3 separate regions of the Mus musculus genome follow, and all the other regions are linked to region 3. Evidence: chromatin loops called from intact Hi-C (ENCODE). Cell type or tissue: gastrocnemius. All regions are shown on one strand.

The links. Hi-C counts contacts between places; a loop is a spot of excess contacts. Peaks named below come from ENCODE experiments on the same cell type or tissue, not always from the same donor. Only the 100,000 strongest peaks of a DNase experiment are listed, where the experiment ranks them.
Region 1: it touches region 3 in a loop (4-fold over the local background); 2 of 42 quality-filtered maps call a loop at or near these places.
Region 2: it touches region 3 in a loop (4-fold over the local background); 2 of 42 quality-filtered maps call a loop at or near these places.

What each region holds. Positions count from the first base shown.
Region 1 is chr15:63,059,159-63,067,158 of GRCm38, reverse strand. No RefSeq gene overlaps it. Among named protein-coding and RNA genes, the nearest start is that of Gm41334, 7.6 kb to the left of the region's middle. RefSeq lists an enhancer at 1-1,457. In gastrocnemius, no CTCF peak of the experiment used is centred here; no DNase peak of the experiment used is centred here; H3K27ac peaks cover 2,294 bases.
Region 2 is chr15:61,412,304-61,420,303 of GRCm38, reverse strand. No RefSeq gene overlaps it. Among named protein-coding and RNA genes, the nearest start is that of Gm24696, 58 kb to the right of the region's middle. In gastrocnemius, a CTCF peak has its summit at 4,474 (motif pointing right); a DNase peak (open chromatin) is centred at 2,569.
Region 3 is chr15:63,002,925-63,010,924 of GRCm38, reverse strand. No RefSeq gene overlaps it. Among named protein-coding and RNA genes, the nearest start is that of Gm30113, 53 kb to the right of the region's middle. In gastrocnemius, a CTCF peak has its summit at 4,281; no DNase peak of the experiment used is centred here; H3K27ac peaks cover 1,415 bases.

The DNA.
Region 1 (8,000 bases), 56 kb before region 3:
GTTTGAGATCGAGAAATGACTATGTACATTATCAACAATTGTTTGTAGAGATAGAGGGAAGGGTTGTTAACTTCCTTTGGAAAACAAATCTTTTGCTAATTACTATGCTATCTGGCTTGTAGACAGATGAATAGAGAAAAAAGTCACAAAATGTTATGTTTTTAATTCTGGCCATTTGATATAACACTACCTCTCCCTATGAAAATTCTCCGGACTCTGTCCTAGAATAGCATTTTACTTGAGGAAACAGTGTAGTATTTTGAGACAAGAAGACATACAGCAATCCTGGACTCATTTAAATTGACTAATATGCTTTTGTTTTTCTGAGCATGTGTTTGTTCAGGTTTCAAATGGAGGGACCATGATCCCATAAAATACAGGGATGTTATAAAGGTCAAGAAAGACAATATCTATAAAAGGGGCTACTGGTCAAGAACTGAGTCAGATAGGAATCTCTGTTGTTATTGTGTTAGTTATTCAGTTAAGAAATTTTGCCTGCTTCATAGTAGAATTTGTGATCTACATCTAAGACTTTGCAAAAGAAAGTAAGTATCTTGAGGTTAGGACTTAGTCATCTCCTAACCCCTCAAAGTCTAGTGAAACTTGTGTAAATCTCCTACTTTTCTCCCAGAAACAAATCCTGTTGAGGACACTCCCCTCTTGACATCTCCTTAGTAAAGAACACTCACACAGCAGGGGTGAATGCACTTTAGAAAAGACTTCAGCTCATTCTGCACTAGGACTCTGAAATTTAATTTTAGCCACAGTGTTGATGGAACAGATCACAGAGCTTGGGCCACTCTTCAGTGGAAATGAAATTGGAGAAGGGCATGGAGCCAAAAATAAGGGCCTTTCTGTCTAGTGTTTGGGGACATGGACTTGAGAATTTCAAGTGGCCACCAGTCCCTCCCTCACTGCCAACACTGCACAACTCTTGGCTGAAACCTCACTAGGACATGAGGGTCTTGCTATAGGAAAAGAGAGTTCCTTTTTACTGACACCAAGCTCAGCAGAAAGGAATGCACTTCAAATAGCCCTGTTTGCTCAGTAACCACATTTGGGCTTCATGGTCTTTGGAGCCCTGCTCTCTTTGTAATTGACACACATCGGGAGCCGGCTGCTGATAGCAAAGACAGTGAGTTTGGTTTAGAGTAGGGCCTCATGTAGAATGCTATTAGCTGACCCTGCCCAGGATGTCTTCTTATCCTAATGAGAGAGGAGTGCTAAGGAGGAAGAAATAGTTGTCTATGACAAATGTAGTACTTTCCTGTTTTCTGTATTGCTACATACTATATAGTTTCTCAAAACCTTGTTGGAAATGCTTTTGTCAGAATCATGAATATCAGAGATTATTACCTGGGTCCTATTTGTAACAGTACACTTACTGCTAGTAAAAATGGTAGCTTCTTATAACTTACACCTTAAATTCTCTCACTTAAAATCCTCATAACGTGCCCAGTGTGGTGGCTTAAGCCTTTAATCCCAGCACTTTGGAGGCAAAGGCAGGCGGATTTCGGAGTTCAAGGTCAGCCTGGTCTACAAAGTGAGTTCCAGGACAGCCAGGGCTATACAGAGAAACCCTGTCTTGAAAAACCAAAAAAAAAAAAATCTTCATAAGACTCATCCACGGACTGACTCCCATCATTCTACATTAGCAAGAACCAAAGATTCAGATCTTCATGTTAAATTTCCCAAATAACCTTATGATGTTCATATAGTTCAAATTTTCAGTTCAGAATCTATGGATTTAAAATACTTCCTGAACTGGTTTATTGTAGTTATCTTACCATTAACCTCAACAAATGATCTGATGATACCATAGCATACACATTGTCCCAATGGTTATTCAACTGCCAAATGTAGGATGACTGACTAAGAATCTAAGCTTCGCATTCAGGAAGAAAAAGGACATCTCTAGCTGCATATGTTTCAAAAGATGGCCTAGTCAGCCATCACTGGAAAGAGAGGCCCTTTGGACTCGCAAACTTTATATGCCCCAGTACAGGGGAACGCCAGGGCCAAAAAGGGGGAGTGGGTGGGTAGGGGATTGGGGGGGTGGGCATGGGGGACTTTTGGGATAGCATTGGAAATGTAAACGAGGAAAATACCTAATTAAAAAAAAAAGGAAAAAGGACATTGCACAGAGAGACTTAGTTTAGTTTCTCTCCTTCCATGATGCTATAGTTCCATTAGTGTTAGAATTTTACTCATGTTTTCTCTATACAAATTGTGCCATGTCTTACTGACCCTCTTTATGCCATTAAAGGGATTACCTTGTGCCTTTGGTGATGTCCTTTCTTCATTCCTTAACTGAACTCCAGCTTATCTTCAGAATTTAGCCAACCTTTCAACCCACCTAAGACTCTCCTGCACTAAAATCCACTCTACTTACATCACACTACATGGCCACGAACAAATCCCTAGAAGTATATTTCACATTATATTAGAATTCATTCTTTTCATGTCTCTGTGGTCCATAATCAGTTCTTCAGTGAGACGCATATTGCAATGGTTTCAGCTATTGTGCCATCCAACAAATATATCTTAAAGTCCTAACTTTTGGTACCTGTAAATATGGCATTATATGGAAATAGAATTTTGGTAGATATAAATTAAGACCAGAGTATGGTAGAGTAGGTAGAGTCTTAACTATAAGTAACTGCTGTCTGTATAAGAAGATAGAGAATGAAAGTAAGGAAACTGAAAGCCAATGCATGATGAGAATTGCCTCGTCTAGTCCCTGATTTTAGTGGGATTGCTTCGAGTTTCTCTCCATTTAGTTTGATGTTGGCTACTGGTTTGCTGTAGATTGCTTATATTATGTTTAGGTATGGGCCTTGAATTCCTGATCTTTCCAAGACTTTTATCTTGAAGGGGTGTTGGATTTTGTCAAATGCTTTCTCAGCATCTAACAAGATGATCATGTGGTTTTTGTCTTTGAGTTTGTTTATATAGTGGATTGTGTTGATGGATATTCTTATATTAAGCCATCCCTGCATCCCTGGGATGAAGCCTACTTGATCATGATGGGTGATCTTTTTGATGTGTACTTGGATTCGGTTTGTGAGAATTTTATTGAGTATTTTTTGCATCAATATTCATAAGGGAAACTGGTCTGAAGTTCTCTTTCTTTGTTGGATCTTTGTGTGGTTTAGGTATCAGTGTAATCGTGGCTTCATCGAATGGATTGTTTCTATTTTGTGGAATAGTTTGAGGAGAATTGGAATTCTGTCTTCTTTGAAGGTCTGATAGAATTCTGCACTAACCCATCTGGTCCTGGGCTTTTTTTATTTTTTTTTTTTTTTTGGTTGGGAGACTATCAATGACCACTTCTATTTCTTTAGGGGAAATGGGACTGTTAAGATCGTTAGTCTGATCCTGATTTAACTTTGGTACCTGGTATCTGTCTAGAAAATTGTCCATTTCATCCAGGTTTTCCAGTTTTGTTGAGTATAACCTTTTGTAGTAGGATCTGATGATGTTTTAGATTTTCTCAGGTTTTGTTATGTCTCCTCTTTCATTTCTGATTTTGTTAATTAGGATACTGTCCCTGTGCCCTCTAGTTATTCTGGCTAAGGGTTTATCTATCTTGTTGATTTTCTCAAAGAACCAGCTCCTGGTTTGTTTGATTCTTTGTACAGTTCCTTTTGTTTCCACTTGGTTGATTTCAGCCCTAAGTTTGATTATTTCCTGCTGTCTACTCCTCTTCAGCAAATTTGCTTCCTTTTGTTCTAGCATTTTTAGGTGTGCTGTCAAGCTCCTAGTGTATGCTCTCTCTCCAGTTTCTTTTTGGTGGTACTCAGAGCTATGAGTTTTCCTCTTAGGAATGCTTTCATAAGTTTGGGTATGTCGTGGCTTCATTTTCATTAAACTCTAAAAAGTCTTTAATCTCTCTCTTTATTTCTTCCTTGAACAAGTTATCATTGAGTAGAGTGTTGTTCAGCTTCCACGTGAATGTTGGCTTCCTATTATTTATGTTGTTATTGAAGATCAGCCTTAGTCCATGGTGATCTAATAGGATGCATGGGATAATTTCAATATTTTTGTATCTGTTGAGGCCTGTTTTGTGAACAATTATATGGTCAATTTTGGAGAATTGCCAGTAGGTGCAAGAATCTCACAAGGTTCCCCCTTTACTGTTGAGAGAGCACAAGGTTTTAGAGATACCTTGAACTCAGAATTCCATCCTCTAGAATCATGAAGTTCTATTGTTTTCCCCAACTTCCTTGTGCTATTTTATAAAGGAACCCTGGGAATAAGCACAGAGCTTATCTTACTTATTACCATATGTATAATCCAAGCTAAGCATTGGCATATCGCAAACTAGTGATCATTTGTCATATTTAGTAATCTGAAAGCCTCTATAGTGCTCTACAGTTTTCCATACCTCTTATGCACTAGCCCTACAAATTGTGCTGAGCAATATAGGCTCCCACTTAGTGACTTTATCTATCTTTGGAAAATCCTTAGTCAAATAAGTCCTTCTTTGGATTCCTGAAGCTGTTTACTGTTGTTATTTGGAATCTGTAATGTTTCAGGGCATAGTAGTATTTACCTTGACTGTACCAAAGGTCTCCAACCATCAAAGGTTTTGTGGACATTTTATCTCAATTATCTAGGATAAATTATGTAAGAAGTCCATAAAAAGTAAAGTATGTAAGAAGTATTACCTGGTCTGTAGTATAATGATAGCTATGTATGTATTGCCTATGTTTTCAAATGGTGACAAGATAACGAAGCTTTATGTTTATTATACAACTTGTATAAGATACCAGGTCTAGGAAATGGCAGGGCAGGGTTTGTCTGACTCTCGATTGTACTTCTATTTCTATCATTTAGGAAGACTTCAGAGTGGTAACCAATGCCCAAGGTCCTCAATTACTCTTGCTGTTGCTAACAAAAACCTGAGACTTTTGACCAGAAATAAGAGCTGAGCATTAAGATATGTGGAACATGTGAACCCAGCTAACCTAGAGACCTGGAAGCCAGTGACTACAGCAAACACACACACACACACACACACACACACACACACACACACACACACGCCTCTTATAACCTCTTGTGATCTGGTCCAGAGTATCTCAGCTTCCCATGTCTTGCTCTGGTCTAATTGCCCAAAATAGCAGGCCAGCTTTCGTAAGTTCAGGTTGGGTTACATTAATTTGTAAACAGTAGCAAAAAAGAGCAACACTAGGGACGTTTCCAATATGCTGTCCTGATAATGGTTCATGCTCCCCTCTTCAGTTTTCTTTCCAACATTTCCCTGACGGTGGTAGAGACTTTATAGGAACCTCGAGTCCTTAAGCTGTAAGAAAAATGAACAAGTGCTATGTCTGTCTAGTAAGACTAGGTACCAGAGTGATCTATAAATTTCAAAGTTGCTGCATTAAGAGCTGTTGTCATTGCTTTAAAAGAATAGACAGGATATTTCCTGATGATTTTTCATTCAGAACCCAGAGTTGATTGACTACTACAGTTCAATTTAATTATTTTAATCTGTCTTTATTTTATCAGTGGGTTAGGTACTCTCTATCCTTTAGAGATATGTTTCAAGACCCTAGTGGATGCCTGAAACTATAAATAGCATAACTCTTTATCCTTTACACATAATATTTCTCTCTTTTTCTGCATATATGCCTGCATACATGTTCATATGATAATACTGTATTTATCAGATAATCATGAGAAGATGCCAACAAAAGAAACATCTGATAAAACACAACACTTAAATAATAATACACTGTAATAAATGCTATGTGAATTTTGATTTCTCTCCCTAAAAATATTTTATAGAAGAAAAAGGAAAAATTTGTGGGTGGGATGGTGTGGGATAGAGCATGATGGCACACCATTTCATCATATCACTCAAAATAGAATGCAATTTAAAACTTGTAGATTGTTAGCTTCTGGAATTTTCCAGTTAATCTTTTCAGACCATAGGTAACTATGGATAACTGTAACTGTCGAAAGTAAAAGTGTGGGTAACGGGAAACTATGGTATTAGTTTTGTTAAAATAGTATCTGAGTCAGCTTGGCTGCTTTAACAAAGTACCCTGGGTTGGGTGTTTCAAACAAGAGACACTCATTTCTCATAGTTTTGGAAGCTAGACATCCATATTTGTGGTGCCAGCAGATTCACCTCTTGGCAATGCTTGCAGATGACTACATTACCACTGTTTGCTTACATTGGAGAGCAGGGGAAGGAAGGAGAGGGGAAAAAAAGAGAGGGGGAAAATAGAAAGATAACGATTATTTCTTAATCTTTTTTTGGTAACTACTGCCTTTTTATTGTTGGATACCATGGTGGCACATGTGTATAATCCCAATATTCAGAAGTTTTGCACACATATACATATACACGCACACATACACAGACATAAACACACACACAAACATATTCACACACATGTATATATGTGTGTTTATATATGATATATATGTGTGTGTGTGTATGTATAATATATGTGTGTATGGGTGTGCCTGTGCATGTGTGTATGATATGTGTGTGTATGTATGTACATGTGTATGTGTGTGATATATATGTGTGATATGCAGTGGATGCACGGGCATGTATGCATGCCTGTGTTTGTGTGTGTGATATGTGTGCATATGTGTGTTCATATGTGTATGTGATATGTGTATGCATGTGCATGTTCATGTACACATGTGTATGTGTGTATGTGTAATACCAGTACTCAGAAGATTCACGCACACACACACACACACACACACACTCACACACACACTCACACACACAGAGCCCAGCCTCCACAGCTAAAACTTGTCTGAGAAGAAACAAATCTTATCAGGGGGCCCCTATCACCATTTCATCCTTGAAAGTTTTCTCCAAAGGCCTTACATGCAAATGCCATAGTGCCATGGGTTAAGGTTTCACATATGAATTTGTGGGGCACACAAATATGCTATCTGCACCAAAAAGTCTATGATTTGAGGCAAGAATTTGTGCTCATATAACAAGATCATATCTACTCTGTAAATTACAGAGCAGAGAGTGCAGAATGGTTGATTTTAAAAACTCACATAGACATAAGATGGTTTATTTCATATTTTTAAAAGTCTAAATATATATTTTAAAGATCAGTGTGGTAAAAAAAAATCCTAGTTTTTATTCCAAGCATCACACTCACCAAGCACATGACTCCCTAGCCTCTTCAAAGGGGTTTATATGGAACAGATCTTGGATAATCTCCATATCAGTACAAATGCTGACGCCAACAATATTGGTGTTATCAGTGACTTTGTGCACAGACAAGAGGAAACTCTGTTATGATGCTACAAGTATAAAATCATGGGAGTGAAAGCCACAGTGAGTGATCACAGAAATCGATAACAATGAATAGTGAACCTAAGACATGGAAATGAGACATGAAATGGGATCCGCATAGTATTGAAGAATCTACACTAACAGCTGTCAATTACAGAAGCAAAACAAATACATTTAGTATAGGGACAAGATCACTGACACTGACCAGAACTAGTGTCACAACTAATACTTAAATTTGGTATCCTACCTCACTAATTGCTAGTTTTAAGATGAAGACACACAGTCATAAATGTGACATTCTGGCTCCGAATGAACATCTTGAACCCCATCAGAGGCAAGCATTGAACCAGCAAAGGTAGAGAGACATTATACAAAATTTGGTGTCCGTAAACTTCAAAATCAGTGTGGTTCTGCCAGTGAAAGGAAGGCTGAGTAAGTGCTGAGGAAAAACGGTTATCGTGAGGACAAGACAGGACTTGGGGCAGCATGTGATACTGGATGGAATCCTTGCATCATAAAGACTTGTCTCTGGACAACTCATTACAATCTGGATAAAGTTTCCTTTGTTTTTTTTTTCCAAAAAAAAGAATTATTTATTTATTTTATGTAAATGAGTACACTGTGGCTGTCTTCATATGCACTAGAAGAGGGCATCAGATCCCATTAAACATAGTTGTAAGCCTGCATGTGGTTGCTGGGAATTGAACTCAAG
Region 2 (8,000 bases), 1.6 Mb after region 3:
ATCATGTTTAACAGAACACTAAATTTATAAACTTCTACTATTTTGAATTTAGAAAGGCAAACTTTGCTTATTAGGTTAGCCTGGTGAGTACCTCACATATGTCAAAAATGGTATGTCAAACGCAACAGCAGGAAATGGGTAGGTATATTTTTGACTCTCTAAGAGTACAAAGTAAAGAGGGCCCCAGAAGATTGTCATGAAAACCCAAGAAACAAGTTTGATTCTTTTTTTAACAGAGACGTTGACCAAAAAGGCTAGTCAACACTTTGTTTCCTTTTAGTCTACCTCCATGTTTTGTTTCTTATAGTCTATGAACTATGAGCTCTTTATGGTCATATTGCCCAAAAGGTCATTTTGACAGATTTTTCCAGTACTAAAAATATCTGGGGCTTAACTGATAAATCATGAGTGTCTTTGAAGAGACAGAAAGTTAGCCTTGGGAAATTCTCTACCTGATGTAAAAAAGACCACTTTTACTGAGTGGTTTTGCCAGTGGTTCTCCTGGTCTAATCTTCTTATTCAAATGTAGATGACATAAAGTTATAGAAGTTTTTAAAAAATATATTCATACTAATCAACATAGAGTTATACCTTTGAAAGGAAAAATATTGGGCTCAACCCTCCCCCAACAAAGTTCTCAGCACAAAGGACATTTATTTACCCTAGTGGGACAGAAGGCAGAAGATAGAGGAAAAAGAAGAAGAGGAAGAGAACCAGGGAGTTGGGGCAGGGACAATTGTCTGAGAGTACGATAAGAAACTGCCTCTGGATAGAGAAGAGATAGATTTGTCACAGGAAAATATCAGTTTATAAAAGTACAAAGGGAAATGCCATGTTAGGATGAGGCATTTAATGGTTATGTTAATTAGTTGAGCCAAAAGGGACTTTTGTCATTAATTAATTAATTTATTTATTCTCTTTACATCCTGGTTGCAGCATGCCCTCCCCCATCCTCTCCTCCCAGTCCCACTCTCACAAATCCCTTCCCCTACTCCTCCCCAATCCTTCTCCTGAGAGAAGAGGAAGCTTCACTTGGATACCACCCTGCCCTGAGTCATCAATCCCCTCACACTGAGGTCCAACCAGGCAGTTCAGCTAGCGGAAGGGGATCCAATGGCAGGCAATAAAACCCTAAAGCGAACCCTAAAGGGGGCTTTTGTTTGCTAGACCTCAAAGCTTTGAAAGATGAACCGTGGTAATCAGTCTCAGGAGGAAGAAGTGACCAAATAAGTGAATAGGCCTTGGTGGATAACTTTAGGAATGTAATCTTACAGTATTTATTAAGGCAGAGTGTCTTAGTTAGGGTTTTACTACTTTGAACAGATACTATGACCAAGGCAACTCTTATAGGGACAACATTTAATTGGGACTGGCTTACAGGCTCAGAGGTTCAGTCCATTATCATTAAGGTGGGAGCATTGCAGCATCTAGGTGGGCATGGTGCAGGGAGAGCTCAGAGATCAACATCTTCATCTAAAGGCTGCTAGTGGAAGACTAGCTTCCAGGCAGCTAGGATGAGGGTCTCAAAGCCCATACCCACAGTGCCACACTTATTCCAATAATGCCATAACTTCTAATGGTGCCACTTCCTGGGCCAAACACTTACAAACTATGACATAGAGGGAATGAGGGGCAAGGGGGCAGGTCTGCCAGAGCCATGCTTGCTATGCTCAAACTGGCCAGAGTCCCTTCAACCTTTCTATTTTCATGTGATTATTTTCCCATACACTAAAAAGTATGAGGAAGAAATGTATATATTGCTTTGGAGAACATTTATTGTCATCTATTATGTGTACAAAATCAGTTTTCTATTGTGGAAACTTGATATAGGTAAGTTGGTGATGCAGCTTGATGTCTATACCAGAGCAAGAAAATAATCTGGAAGGTCCAACTTCTAAACCACTTTTGCTGTCACTTTCTTGTGCCCAGTGCATTGAATAGTCCCTTGGCCAGGCTGTGTGACAGTCACCAAATACAGAAAGCTATAGACCAGGTTCCTGCTTCCTGGAGATCATAGTTCAGAAAGAAAAATATGTTTTTCCCTTTCGTTAGAGTTTCACTGTATGGTCCAGAATGGTCTTGAACTTGAGATCCTTTCACTCTAATGTTCCTGGTATAGGACTAGAGACGGGTGCCATCATATCTTGTGGGAAGCCATGTTTAATGGCATAACAACATGATCAAATGCTTGCTTATAAAGCAGCATGAGTTCTGCAAAAACTGATCAAATGTGGTGGTGAGAAGTAAATATTAGAACCAACATCAGGAGCAGGATTAACAGTCAACTACGTATGGAAGAGAAAACATGACTGGGTGAAACAGTGAGAAAGAAGTCAGTTTCTCCATTCATTGAGTCTGGGCTCTCTTTGAGTCCCTGGTAGCATGTGGGAGCAGAAAAGGCTTCTGTAGTTCTCAAAGATGGTTTTACTTTCAGGAAAAGAAGTCTAGTCAAACTTCCCAGAGGATGAGAGGTCAGTGCTCTTGAAAGGGCAGTTCTAGATGATTCTCTCAGTCCCACCAATTGAGGGATCACACCAATGAAGGGCAGTCCCGTTGTCACTTTGGTATTTCCAGGCCAGAAGCCAGATCCCTGGCACTATGAAAGTGACCCACTTGGATCATTACAACTCACATTGCTGACCACAGAATCTGGACATAATGAGTCCTGTCATTGAAAGAGTTTACTGGTGATCTAAGACAGGAAAACTATTTGTTGGTATGCCAAGGGATATATAGGAGCTAAGACTGACACTAAGGAAGTCATTAGAATAAAGGAACACAAGGAGATGATGCGCTGTAATGGTTAGAAAGGCCTCTAATTTCTAATCTGAAAAAGTTAGGTACTGGAGGCAAATTAGGCTGGAAAGTGACTTGAATTAACTAGTCTGTGTGCATAGATGCTTTTGACTTGAACAAACTCACTGTTTTGCATGAGATACAATGCAGGAATCTGCACATACATGGCATAAACTCAGCAAATTCTGTCTTATAGTTTTCTTTGATTGGATCATCAGGATTATCCCAGTCAAAGAAAGTGAAACAGTCCAGGTGTAGGTGTGAAGTTCAAAAGTAGAGGGTGCAGAGGACCAGACAAGCACAGCACACTTCGCTTTGAAACTTTGGATGGAGTCTATTTATAGTTGAAAAACTCATTCTTCCTACCAAAATTTTCCATTGAAAATCTGTCTTTGACACATTTAATTGTAAATCAGCTGACAGCTTCTGCTGTCTTGGCTCTTGAAGTAGAGTTCCTTGAATAGGCTAGCTGGCAAGTGAGGAGACAGACACAGGCAACGGCAGATGAATCTTTGAACTGTCTTTCATCTGGAGTCCTGTATATGCCTAGTAAAAACATCCTTGTTACCGAAGCATTTATATCCACTGCTTTGGAACCTTGTGAGGGCACAAATCTTTAGCAAAGTAGTTTTTAAGGCCCCCAAAATAGTTGTTCATGAATTTCTAAAGACTCCTGAAAGTCTGATAGTCATTCTATTTTGAAACTTGAATTTCAAGCTGTGTCAGAAAAACATCCCTAGGTGTGGAAGACAGACATACTTTGGCTTAAGTCATGCTCTGTGGCTTATAACTCATATGGTGCTCAGGAATCATGTTTTGGCTAAGTGGCTAAAACTGTAAATAGTAGAGAGAGATAATAAAGTCACTTAACACATGAATGTAGGTTAAATAAAATGTGTCCAGGAATCAGTTACAAATAATGCACTGAAAAGTTTTTGGAGAATATATGGTGGTACTGTCTTGATCTCTTTGTTCCATATATTCAGGCATGATTGAAATTCCCATGTCAATTCACCATGGGTTTGACCAATATTAAGTGGGAACAGCATTTTCTTTTTATTGCATAAGCTTTAACTTTCTCTTTGCTCCAGTCCAGTGATTTTTAATATTGGCTGCACACTGTAGACCCTGGGAAACTTGTAACAAAAATATCAATGGTATTTCCATTCCCAGAGATTCTGATGGATTTAGCCTGAATTGTAGTTCTGCTGGTGAGATAAATTTCATGAAATATTTCATGCATCAATTTAGCTGAGAGAATTTTAGGAGGCAAAGTAGTTAATCATAGAAGATTCTGTTGGGGTACAACAGAAGTCATTGTTGCTTCTGCTACACTATACGCACAGAAAGAATACAACACAGAACCCTTTCTTACTTTTTTAGTCAATTTCCTAATTGGATATGACCCTACTACCTTAGGAGTAAAAGGACTCCCTGACTAACTAACTTTCAGATATATCCTACAGGAAGTAAGTCTTGAACCAAACTAGGCTTCATGGTGAAGCTCAAAGTTGTACTTCTCTTCTTTGGTTGATTGGGGCAATGAAAACAATCCAAGTGTTTTCTTCAAACCACAGGAGTTTGAGACTATTTACTTTCTCCTGTGACTTCTGTTATTTTTAAATATAGGTGTCTTTGTGTCACTCAAAACCTAAATCTTCAATTAGGGTACACTGCCACCAGGTGGCAATAAGGGTCCCATGTGAGCTTTACACCCATGAATGATAATTTGAGCAGTCCCATCCTCATTCATTCATGGATATCTGCGAACAAAATATGTGGATTTTTAACTTTGAATTCTAAAATGTAAATTTTAATTTTACAACTGAACTTTCATACCTTAATATGTCTAAAACTTGTATATTTAGTTGTACACAAATGTCATAGTGTGTGTGTGAAATACTTCATTTCACCATAAATATGAGTTAAAAGAAATTAAGATGAATGTAAAATTAATATCTTATTACCTCCAAATAATTACTGAACACAGTCTAATAAAAAATACTCACTCATATTCTTCTGTAGTCAGTTTTAACTACTAATACCAGTAGGTGCTACTATAGAAACTGAGAGCAACATGTTGTAAAAATTTATTCAGAAGGAGCCACATTCTAGCAATGATCATTTGCTATTCAAGTCTTGATAATATACATCCTACTAATGATTTGATTTTGGTCGATGATACTCTTATTAAGAATAAGCCCCCAGAAACTTAGAATACCCAAGATACAAGATACAATCTACAAAACACATGAAACTAAAGAAGAACAAAGACCAAAATGTGGACACTTTGCCCCTTCTTAGAATTGGGAACAAAACACCCATGGAAGTAGTTACAGAGACAAAGTTTGGAGCTGAGACAAAAGGATGGACCATCTAGAGACTGCCATACCTGGGGATCCATCCCATAATCAGCCTCCAAACACTGACATCATTGCATACACTAGCAAGATTTTCCTGAACGGACCCAGATATAGCTGTCTCTTGTGAGGCTATGCCTGGACTTAGCAAATACAGAAGTGGAAGATCACAGTTAGCTATTGGATGGATCACAGGGCCCCCAAGGAGGAGCTAGAGAAAGTACCCAAGGAGCGGGGTCTGCAACCCTATAGGTGGAACAACAATATGAACTAACCAGTACCCCGGAGCTCATGTCTCTAGCTGCATATGTATCAGAAGATGGCCTAGTCAGCCATTGGAAAGAGAGGCCCATTGGTCTTACAAACTTTATATGCCTCAGTACAGGGCCAAGAACTGGGAGGGAGGGGGAAGTGGAGTCGGGGGGGGGGGAGGGATGGGGGGACTTTTGGGATAGCATTGGAAATGTAAATGAAGAAAATACCTAATTAAAAAAAAAGAATAAGCCATTTTTCACTATTCCATAAAGAAGAATGCAGAGGACCACAGCATAGCTTCACGTTTCCCTTTCTATACTGATTCCTCCTGAACAACTGCTGCAGGTTAGAAGACAGAGACTTGTTCAAGGGCTAAATGTGAGATCATTAGCTAGGTGTGACCTGATTGTTATGTTAAGTCATCTTCTACCAAAATGAGTTTGAACTCAATGTCACCTAAATCTTTGACACAACAACTTTACTACCAAAAAAAAAAAAAAAAAAACCAAAAACCAAACCAAAACAAAAACCAAAATAAAACTTAAAAATTCTTCTCAAAACATGTTCTTTACTCAAAGAGTGCTAACAGATTTTTGTCTATTCTTGGTAACGGCTTTTTGTCTCTTCTGTATGTAGACACTATGTTGAGAAAAGGAATGTCAGTAAATTTCATCTTCAGTTAATATCACCGACGACAGAGGAAATATTGTATAGACATACATCAGACTGTAAGTGTATTTTTGGAAGTGGGGGACAAAGCTCCATTTCTAAAGTGCATGAGACATCGTCTCAGCCTCTATGAGGATTCATTAGAATTCTTACCAACATTTTTGTTAGTGACTGCCTATGAATGCACATCACTTTCCTCAGCCACTAATTAGCTTTAACTGTCATTTGTACGCAGTGTCAAATTTCCTGAGAAAGGGGTCTCACTTGAGAAATTACTCAAAAAAGATTAACCTGTGAGCATTTCTTTGAGGGATTGTCATGCTTGTTAATTAATGTAGGAGGACCCAGCCCACTATGGACAGCAATATTCCCTAGGCAGATGGACTTGTGATGAAAGCTAGCTAAGAAGGAACCTGTGAGTTAGCAAGCAGCATTCGTTCATGGTGTCTGCTTTATGTGTCTGCTTGAATTCTTGTCCTGACATCCTTCAATGATGAACCATAATGTGTAAGTTTTAATGCTTCCTTTCTTTCCCCAGACTGATTTTGATCAGAATGTTTGATCAGATCAACAGAAAGGAAACGACAGAAAAAAATCGTGAGAGGAACATGAAGGTAACACACTCATGGAGCAAAGATGAGAAACTTCAGAAAACTTCAGCATCCTGCACAAACGGAAGTAGAAAATTATTCTCAGGTGATGATACTCTTATTGATAAATAACATTTTCCATTTAAACTTTAATCTAGCATTAACATAGTCATCAGATAATAAATATTTGTATTTTTAATTTCACGATTTTGAAAAAGATACTAAGCATTCTGGAACAAACTAAAAATCAAGATTAAATTCATTAGAACTCATATTATATACATTCCTGTCTTTGTAACTTTCATTTTGTATGTGTAAATTACTCAGTGAAACTCACACATACATAAGCAGAGATGATGCATCCATAGCAGAGATGACTCAAATATTAGATTTGCTTTCTGAGTCCATTATGAGATGATAAGAAATTCTTGAAGGATAGAATTGTTGGAGATAGAAGGAAAAGAACTTGGAATAGAACTTTCTTGGAATAAGACACTACTTCTAGTTCTGAAGTCTTAGATCCTTCCAATATGTCTATGAAAACCCAGAGGACTATGATTGTTTCTCATCTTTAGGATTTTGTGTTTGTATTTCAAATGACCTCTACAGTTTTTATGCTCTATGAAGAATTCTCTTGCCCTTAACATGTACTGGATGGACTGCAGAACTGAGTTCATTATTATGCCATCACATTTGAACATGGAGACCATTATTCCTAGGCCCCATTGTTCATTATGCTAAATGGATCAATCCACAGCAATAGCATCTGGGAGCCTGTTAGAAATTCTAAATGCTGGGGGTATCTCTTGACTAATGCATCAGGATATGATTTTAAAAGATCCCGAGATCATTCTGACATACATAGAAAAGTTTGAGAAGCCTGAGTATAGAGAAATGGTTCATGGAAGACAATAGGCAGATTCATCACTTGGGCTAGAGAGAGATGCAAGTACCTACTTCTCTCCTACCTGGACCTACAACAGGAAGAACTTGCTAACCTAATTTGTTTGACTTTAGAACAGGGACTAAATTGCCAGAATGAAGACAAGAGTGATTCACATGAGTTAAAGTTTCCCAGCAATGTTAACTCATCCTGTCTTTACATGAATCTGAGAATCCATGATTTTTTGAATTCTTCACCATCGTAACCCTTTCCTTGGTCCTGCCCAGCTGAGTATTCAGGCTGAGCATTAGAGGAGATGACCCATTCTTTTCCCTCTAGTCTCCATTATTTTTTAGTAAACATCCATATCTATAGAGAAGTGAGTTTTCTGCATTTGTGTGTAATATCTTCTCTACTCTTTCCATTTACCTTCTGTAGTTTGATGAT
Region 3 (8,000 bases):
GGAGAAGGAGAAGGAGAGGAAGAAAGAGAGGAAGACGGAGAAGAAGAAGGAGGGGAGGAGAGGGGAGGAGAGGGGAGAGGAGAGGAGAGGAGAGGAGAAGAAAAAGAGAAAGGAAAGAGGAGAGAGAAGTGAGAGGTGAAGGAGTGAAAGAGTAAGAGAGCATAGTAGGGGCTGAGCACCCCTTTATATGGTCTTCACTGTTACTAGGTAACTGGGGAGGAGTTTAGCCTGAAAGTCAGAAGCTTGGGCCATTGCTTATGTGACTACTGACCATGCTTCTCTTGTGGGGGCTGTGGGAGGTGGTACCTTAGGCAGGAACCAGAGTTCCAGGAGCATGAGGGAACGCCTACCGTGCCATGTAGGTGAATCATCACCATCGGGGTTCAGACCTCAGCTCAACTGAATACCAGCCTGCAATTCCCCACACCATACAAAAACAAACAAAACTGAAAAACAACAGCAACCAATGACGATCCTCCTGAATGTGTGTATTTGGACTAATTCTGGACCTTCTGCATTTTCTCTCACCTAAGTATACCTCTCCCACTCTGCCTCTCCCACTGAAAGCAGCCCAGCTCTGTCTTACACTCAGTTTCTCTTACTGCCTACTGGTGTCCACCATATACCTGGAGTCTTCATCATTTAACTCCCCGCCAGTCCACTGAAGTTGATATGTGATCAATGCGAGTTTGCTTCAGAAAGTCTCTTGGCTCCTACATAGGCTCAGTGTTCTTTTTGGATTCCCATAGCTGCCCTGTGGAAGCCTTGTAGAACATGTGAGGCATTACCTTGCTCTAATCTGTCTGGGTTATCATCTTGTCATCACACTATTATCAGAGTGAGCTCAAAGAATGCTGTATGTTTGAGTCAGCAGTTTCCTGACCTTAGCTTGTTTCTCTGAGCCGTATAGACCCTCGTGAAGTGTTCAATAGATGACAAACAGTACCTGGTATTTATGGAGTATTTACTATCATGACTGTCACTGCTTAATGACTTTAAAGTTCTCATCATTAATGTCTCCAAAAGCTTTAAAAGAAAGCACTAACATTTTCTCTATGCAACATGTAGAAAATTGAAGTTAGGGAATCTTTCAAACATTACCCAAAGCTGTATGATTATCTATTAGTGGATAAAGAGTAGAAAATGCATTTGTTGACTGTTCCAGATACAAAGCCCTAATGCATTGTTTTCTCTCCTCTATGAACTTCTCTCGAATATGGAACCAGAAGAACAGTACCTTAAAAGACAGCCCCTTTCACCAGTGCAGTAACATTGTGTGATTGATGCCCCAGCTGGGGGGCTAACAGATGCTTCTCAGGCATCCCCTGATGCAGATACGTGCTGGTGTCTCAGCTCCCTGTATCTACTTCAGGGAACGACTCTTCCATTCCAGTTCTGATGATTTCCGTGGAGAACACAGTGTTACTAAAGCAAGCCTTATGTAGCCTGCGCCCAGAAACTTCTGGCAGCTAATAACACACACTGTTGTGTTTGTGAGTGCTGTCCCCAAGAATAATCTCCTTGTCTCTTATGGTATCAGAGGAGAAGTTTAAGTAAGGTAAGAGAGGGTTATTAAAAAGGGAGAAAATAATAATCCTCTAAATACTGCCTATATTTCCTCAAAGAATTTTGGAAATCCTTTCCTATTCCCTCATAATATAATCTCTCTCTGTCCCAGCTCACTGGTCAGTGTTACATCAGGAGTTGATAGTAAAGGTGAGAATTTTAAAATGGTTTCTTTAATTTTTGGAGATTATAATTACATCATTTCCCCCTTTCCTTTCCTCCCTCCAACCCTTTCCATATACTTCCTTCTTGCTCTCTTTCGAACGCATGGCCTTCTTTTTCATTAATTTTTGTTAAACACATCTATGAGTATATATACATAAATACAACTTGTTTCATCTGTATAATTTTATTTCTATGAATATTTTTTTTCAGATGCCAGCACTAAGTAAAGTTAAAGCCATAGTCTTGGGAGAGAAAAAAAAAAAAAAACTTGCCAGAAAAATACTGATTTTTGTCATTAGCCTGTTTGGATGGGTGTGTCAACTTAGGTTTTCACTATCTCTCCCCAGCAGTACTCTGATCAATCTTATTGCTTAGTCCACTTTAGGTGGATGAACTAATTCTCTCTGCATGCCATTGTCTAATTTCTACCAAGTACTGGATGCCACTAGAACTGTATGTATACTAGACTTCCTTCATTCCCCACATCTGTATGACAACCAACTTCCTACTAAGAGCTTTAATCAAATAGGATAATCCTGCACTTAAAATCATAATTATAAACATGTGCTCAAGGCTAAATTCTCACCATTCAACTGTGAATTCTTCTTTAGATATTTACATTGCTCCCTCAAATTATATGCCAACTGTGTAGTATATAGGTAAGCCAACTTGAATTGAGACTCCAGAGTGTCACGTTTTTACCTATAATGTTATTTCTTAATGTTAAAGTGATTAGTATTTTAAAACTTTTCACCATGTTAAAAACTATTATCAGCTCTTATACATCAGTATTAAATAAGAACATTCAACTAGGTATGAATCCAAGGAAGAACTCTTTTTAAGAGTAGGAACAGAAAATATTTTGAGACAAATACAGAGATGAATGCTCGTAGCTAACCATTGGACTGAACACAGGGTCCCCGAGGGAGGAGTTAGAAAACGGACTGAAGGAGCTGTAGGGGTTTGCAACCCCATAGGAGAAACAACAATATCAATCAACCAGACCCCTCAGAGCTCCCAGGGACTAAACCACCAATGAAAGAGTACACATGGAGCTACTCATGGCTCTAGCCGAATATGTAGCAGAGGATGGCCTTGTCGGAAGTCAATGAGAGGAGAGGTTCTTGGTCCTGTGAAGGCTCCATGCTCCAGTGTAGGAGAACGCCAGGACAGGGAGGTGGAAGCACCCTCAGAGAAGCAGGGGGAAGGGGATGGGTTAGAGGGCTTCTGGAGGGGAAACCAGGAAAAGGGATAACATTTGAAATGTAAATAAATAAAATATCTAATTAAAAACTTTAAAAAAAAAAAGAATCCTGGTCATAGAGTGTGAGATTCAGAAGGAAATTATACTTTATTATTTAAGTCTTATCATCATGTTCATAAAAATGAAGATAAAGCATTTATTAATGAAAATTATTTAAAATACAAATAATTGTCATTTCTTTAGAACTAAACTTGTGTCAATTCTTCACTCTTTTTTTTTCATATTAATGTATTTACTCATGGTCCTAGGATGGCTGGGTAACTGAGCTCACACCGATGTTTCAGTCAACAATGAAAATCAGGTTTGAATATGTTGAAAGAGGGGAGCTAAAAGCTAACATTTCTTTTCCTGTAGTGTAAATCTTTCTATAAACCCAGTAAGAACAAGTCTGGTTGTGTTTCTTTAAACAAAAGTATCATGTGAACATCTATTTCTAAATAGTCAAGGGAAACAAGCATTAGGAATGAGGGTTGGGTCACCAACAAACAGGTTCTAGTACTGAGTTCACATGACCACGTGATAATGCCTTTCAGCATCACTTTGTGCTGCCTACCAAAGGAAAGTAATGAACAATACTTTATAAACTTCTGAATTGGAAAAGCAAACCTCCTACCGGTGCCCTTAGCAACCATCTTCCCATGCTTGTAGCTTCTACAGGAGGCTTTCCTAAGTCAGTTTTAATGTTCCTACTACCCTGAAATTTGAGCACCGGAATGTGCTTGTCACCTTGAAATTGAAGACAGAGTGGAATACGGAGTGCCAGATCTTCTCCTATGAGGGCTTTCCATGAATTTTCTGGATCCCGTTAAGATCTTCCGAGGTAAATACTCAGTGCGGCTTAACTGGGCTTGAGTTCAGGCTTGTGTCGGAATTCAGCACACCATTCCTGCCACTGCTGAGCATGGCACAGATTCCCCGGGTGGAAAGTCATGCTCTGGAAATAGGTTAGAGCTTTTTAACAGGTCATTTGCCGTTCATATCAGGTCACAAGTATATGGCTCACAGTTCCAGATTAATGTCACCTATATCAGTTCAGTGACCTGAGAAAGATACTCCCCACCCCCCGCGCCCCCTGTTCCCCCGCCCTCCCTCCCTCCCCCCGCTTGGTTTATCTGGCTTCTACTGCATGGCACACCCACATCTATGCAAGATGGAGCTGTTCCCGTTTGACAGTGGCAGAAGGTGCTTTTCTTGCAGGATTTCTAGGTCAAAGGCTAAAGGAGGACTTGGAGGGTTCAGTCTGAAGTATCTGCTGTTGTCCTACAACAAACTCTTACCATGAGGAGGCAGCATAACACAGACATAAGTGTAGGTTGGGTTGGCCTTGATTCTAGACCAGCACCCCTAAACATCCAAGCCTTAGCTCTGCTACCTAAGCTCTGTGAAGTCCCGTGATTGCCTTGAAAATTAAATAAGGCCAGACCTTTTAAGCTCTTGGCAAAGTAGGTGATTTGTGTTTGTTATCGCTGTACTGAGGCCCTTGCTTTTAGTAATGTTACTGTTTTAGAAAGTAAGTCTGGAGTTTCTTCTCACTTTAAAAAACAAAAAAACAAAAACAAAAGCAAAACGCCGGGTGTGGTGGCACACGCCTTTAATCCCAGCACTCGGGAGGCCGAGGCAGGCCGCGGATCTCTGAGTTCGAGGCCAGCCTGGTCTACAGAGTGAGTTCCAGGACAGCCAGCCAGGGCTACACAGAGAAACCCTGTCTCGAAAAACAAAACAAAACAAAACAAACAAACAAACCCCCCCCCCAAAAAAAAAACAAAAAACAAAAAAAAAAAAAAACAAAACCAAAAAACCAAACCCCAAAACAACAACAACAGCAACAACAACAACAACAACAAAAAACCCGAAACAACAACAACAAAAACAAAAAAACTTTCAAAAGACCCAATATGTCCCTAAGGCAAACTTGAGGCCCATGTATATGTACTATAGAGTTAACATATCTAAATTACTGGAATCATTAGGAATGGTGGTCTGAATTAGGACAACTTTACAATAAGCTACTATATCTGCGAATATTCATTCATATTGGAAAACATCAATAACCTATCATCTCTGTTCTCACATGGCCCAGGAGTGGAGGAAGCACCCAGAAGACATGGCCTCAAAACCAACACCACTTCATGTCCTATGTATTTCTTGGCTAACACCATCCTTCAGACTGAGATTAATAGAATAGGAACTAGCAAGGGTTTGGGTACCACAGCACTTTATGCTAGTTGACAGTCTCATTCTACCTATACTAGCCCTGACAACTCACAGTTCCTGATATAGGTACTGTTATTCTCTCCATCATATACTTAAAGAGGTGTAGGCTAAGCTTGCTATGAAGGGACTTCCAATGGACAAAAGGCCTCTGTCAGCAATACTGAGCTCTGGATTCATGTGGGGATACTATACACTGATTTTCTTTCCTCACTTTATTGCTTTCTGAATAGAGGAGAAAAGGTGGCCAGGACACTGAGGTATAAAGTAGAAATGTATAGTTGTAAGTTGATATAGTTCATGTGAGGGTAGATGACAAGGCATCAGTATAGACCACAAAAGTATACACATTCAAACCCTTTACATGACAATTAGAATAAATGAAGCTTCTGTCACAGAGGACCCCTGTCCTCTTCCTTCTGTTTCAGCACCCAAAACCACCTAGAATTCCAGTTCCAGGGAATCTGATGCCGCCTTCTGGTCTCCACTGGCACCAAGCTCACATGTGTCCACAGACATATATGCAGGCATACACATAAACCAAAACAAATAAGCCTGTCTTCCTAATGCAAATGAATTTTCTCAGAAGCTGCCATGATATGAATAAATGCTAAAATGATATGTTAAAACATAATTGCTGCTGTTACAGTGTTTGTAGATGGAACTTTAGAGCTGCCATTTAAGGATACAGCATTAGCCTTCCCTAGAATACTCAACAGTGTGGCTGCAGCCTGGAAGGGAAAGCAGCCCTCTGTAGACAAGGAACCTTCCTGTGCCTTCATGATGCTCCACATCACTGTCTTTGTTTTAATCTGATGTTTTTGCAAAGACATGGCTGGAGTCTTTTCTCATTCTCTTTTGCATATATCTTTAACTTCCTTCTTGGTGCAAGTGTGAAGATTGTATTTAAAAACCTGAAATTTCTAACATTTTAACTTAAACATGTATTGGCCTAATTTCCATGATAATCACCACACTATATAATTACTTTGTTCCCATGCCTTTCACTTATTTGTTTGTTCGTTTTTATGAGACAGGGCCTTTTACTTGTTAATATTATAAAACTACATCCTCCTTCAGTGGGAATTTTATTTCTTCATCCTGATGTGAGCTTGTGAGTTACTACCCACTTTCTGGTAGTTGAACCTACAGGATGCCTTTGCCTATTATACTCTGGACATGTCTAGTAGCAGTGAAATACCTCAGCTTTTACCCCTTGGAGTATCTTCAAAGTCTTTCTCATTTTTGAAGGACAGTTTTGCTAAATATAGTGTTCTTGGTGTGGATAGTTTCTTTTTTAGCACTTTTCATGTATCAGACCATTGCCTTCTAGTCTCCCATGTTTCTGATGAGAACTCGGCTGATGACCTTGTTAAAGAGCCCTTGTTTATGATGAATCCCTGCCCTCACTGGGTTCTAAGAGCTCAATTTGGCTCTTGACAGCTAAGTTGCATATCTCAGTGTGTGTCTCTCCATTCATTCTTTTTGGAATTTGCTGAACTTGGAGCTTTATATTTAAGTGATTTTTTTCCCCCTTACCAAACTTTGGATGTCCGCAAGCATTAGTTTGCCAAATGTCTTCTCTGCGTCTTTTCTCGTAGTTTTCTTAGTCTTCCTTAGTGTACGTGGCTTTGCTTGATGGATGGTATTCATCCTTTCTGTATCCTCTTTTCCCTTATTCAGACTTTAATATCTCTAGAGACAATATAGTGTCTTCAGATGAGCTTACAGGATGCTTTCTGGTTGCTGAGATTTGTTCCAATTTGCTTTCATTGTAGCAAACTCTTCTTTGTGCTAAAGACCTTGAACTCCAGGTGCTTCCAGTGTTTTTCTGAGTTTATGCTTATTCCTGTGCATGGATGGTAGGTTTCCATTTCTGATATATTCCGTTAATTATTAATTTCCTCCTTGTTAATATCTGCCTCTTAGATGCAGAGAAAAATGAATGAGACAATAAGCCATGAGTCCTTCAAAGTTTCTGGAAATCCCTTCAGCTATAGAAAGTAGGACTAGCAAGAAGGAGGTGAGGGATGAAAACACTGGCCATGTTTCATAGTCTGTATTCACAATCAGAAGGAGCATTGTCAGTCAAAGCACAGATACTCAGTACTTGAAGGACAATACTCCTTTGGTCAGGCTTTCTCCTGCAAGCTATATTCATGCTGCTCCAAGAATATGTGCATATCTGCTTACCATGAAGCAGTGGGTAAGGAACTTGAAATTAACTGCTGCTTAATAAACTCCCTTCCTTCCCTTTAAAACTTTAGTAGACTACAAAGTTCCAGTGCAAGTGTTGCCTAGGTTGGAGGTAGATACCTAGTGCTTCCTATATTGCCCCTCAGTTATGCATTCACTAGTTGACTCTCCAAATGATAAATAGTGTGTTACTTTTGGCACTACTAGGAGCAAATCACTGATGAGAATCAACTAAGGAAGAAATGACTTATCTTGGTTGACTATTTGAAAGTACAAATAGGTGAGGTGTACTCACAGTGGCAGAAGATAGCATAATGTCCATAGACTAGGAAGCAGAGAGAGGGACAAGGAGACCTGGAACTTAGTGGTAAAGCTCAAGGCCTGCTCAATCAGGAGCCTACTTCCTCTAATTAGGCCCCACCCCCAATGTTTCTATAACCTTCCAAGGTAGTACTGTCAACTGGGTACCAAATGCTCAATTGTATGAACCTAGGGAGGAAACTTTATGCTCAACCTGGAGGCTACTAATTCTCTGTCAACACAAATGAGGTACAGTGAATGTGGTTGTCTGAATATGAATGTCCCCCATAGGCTCATA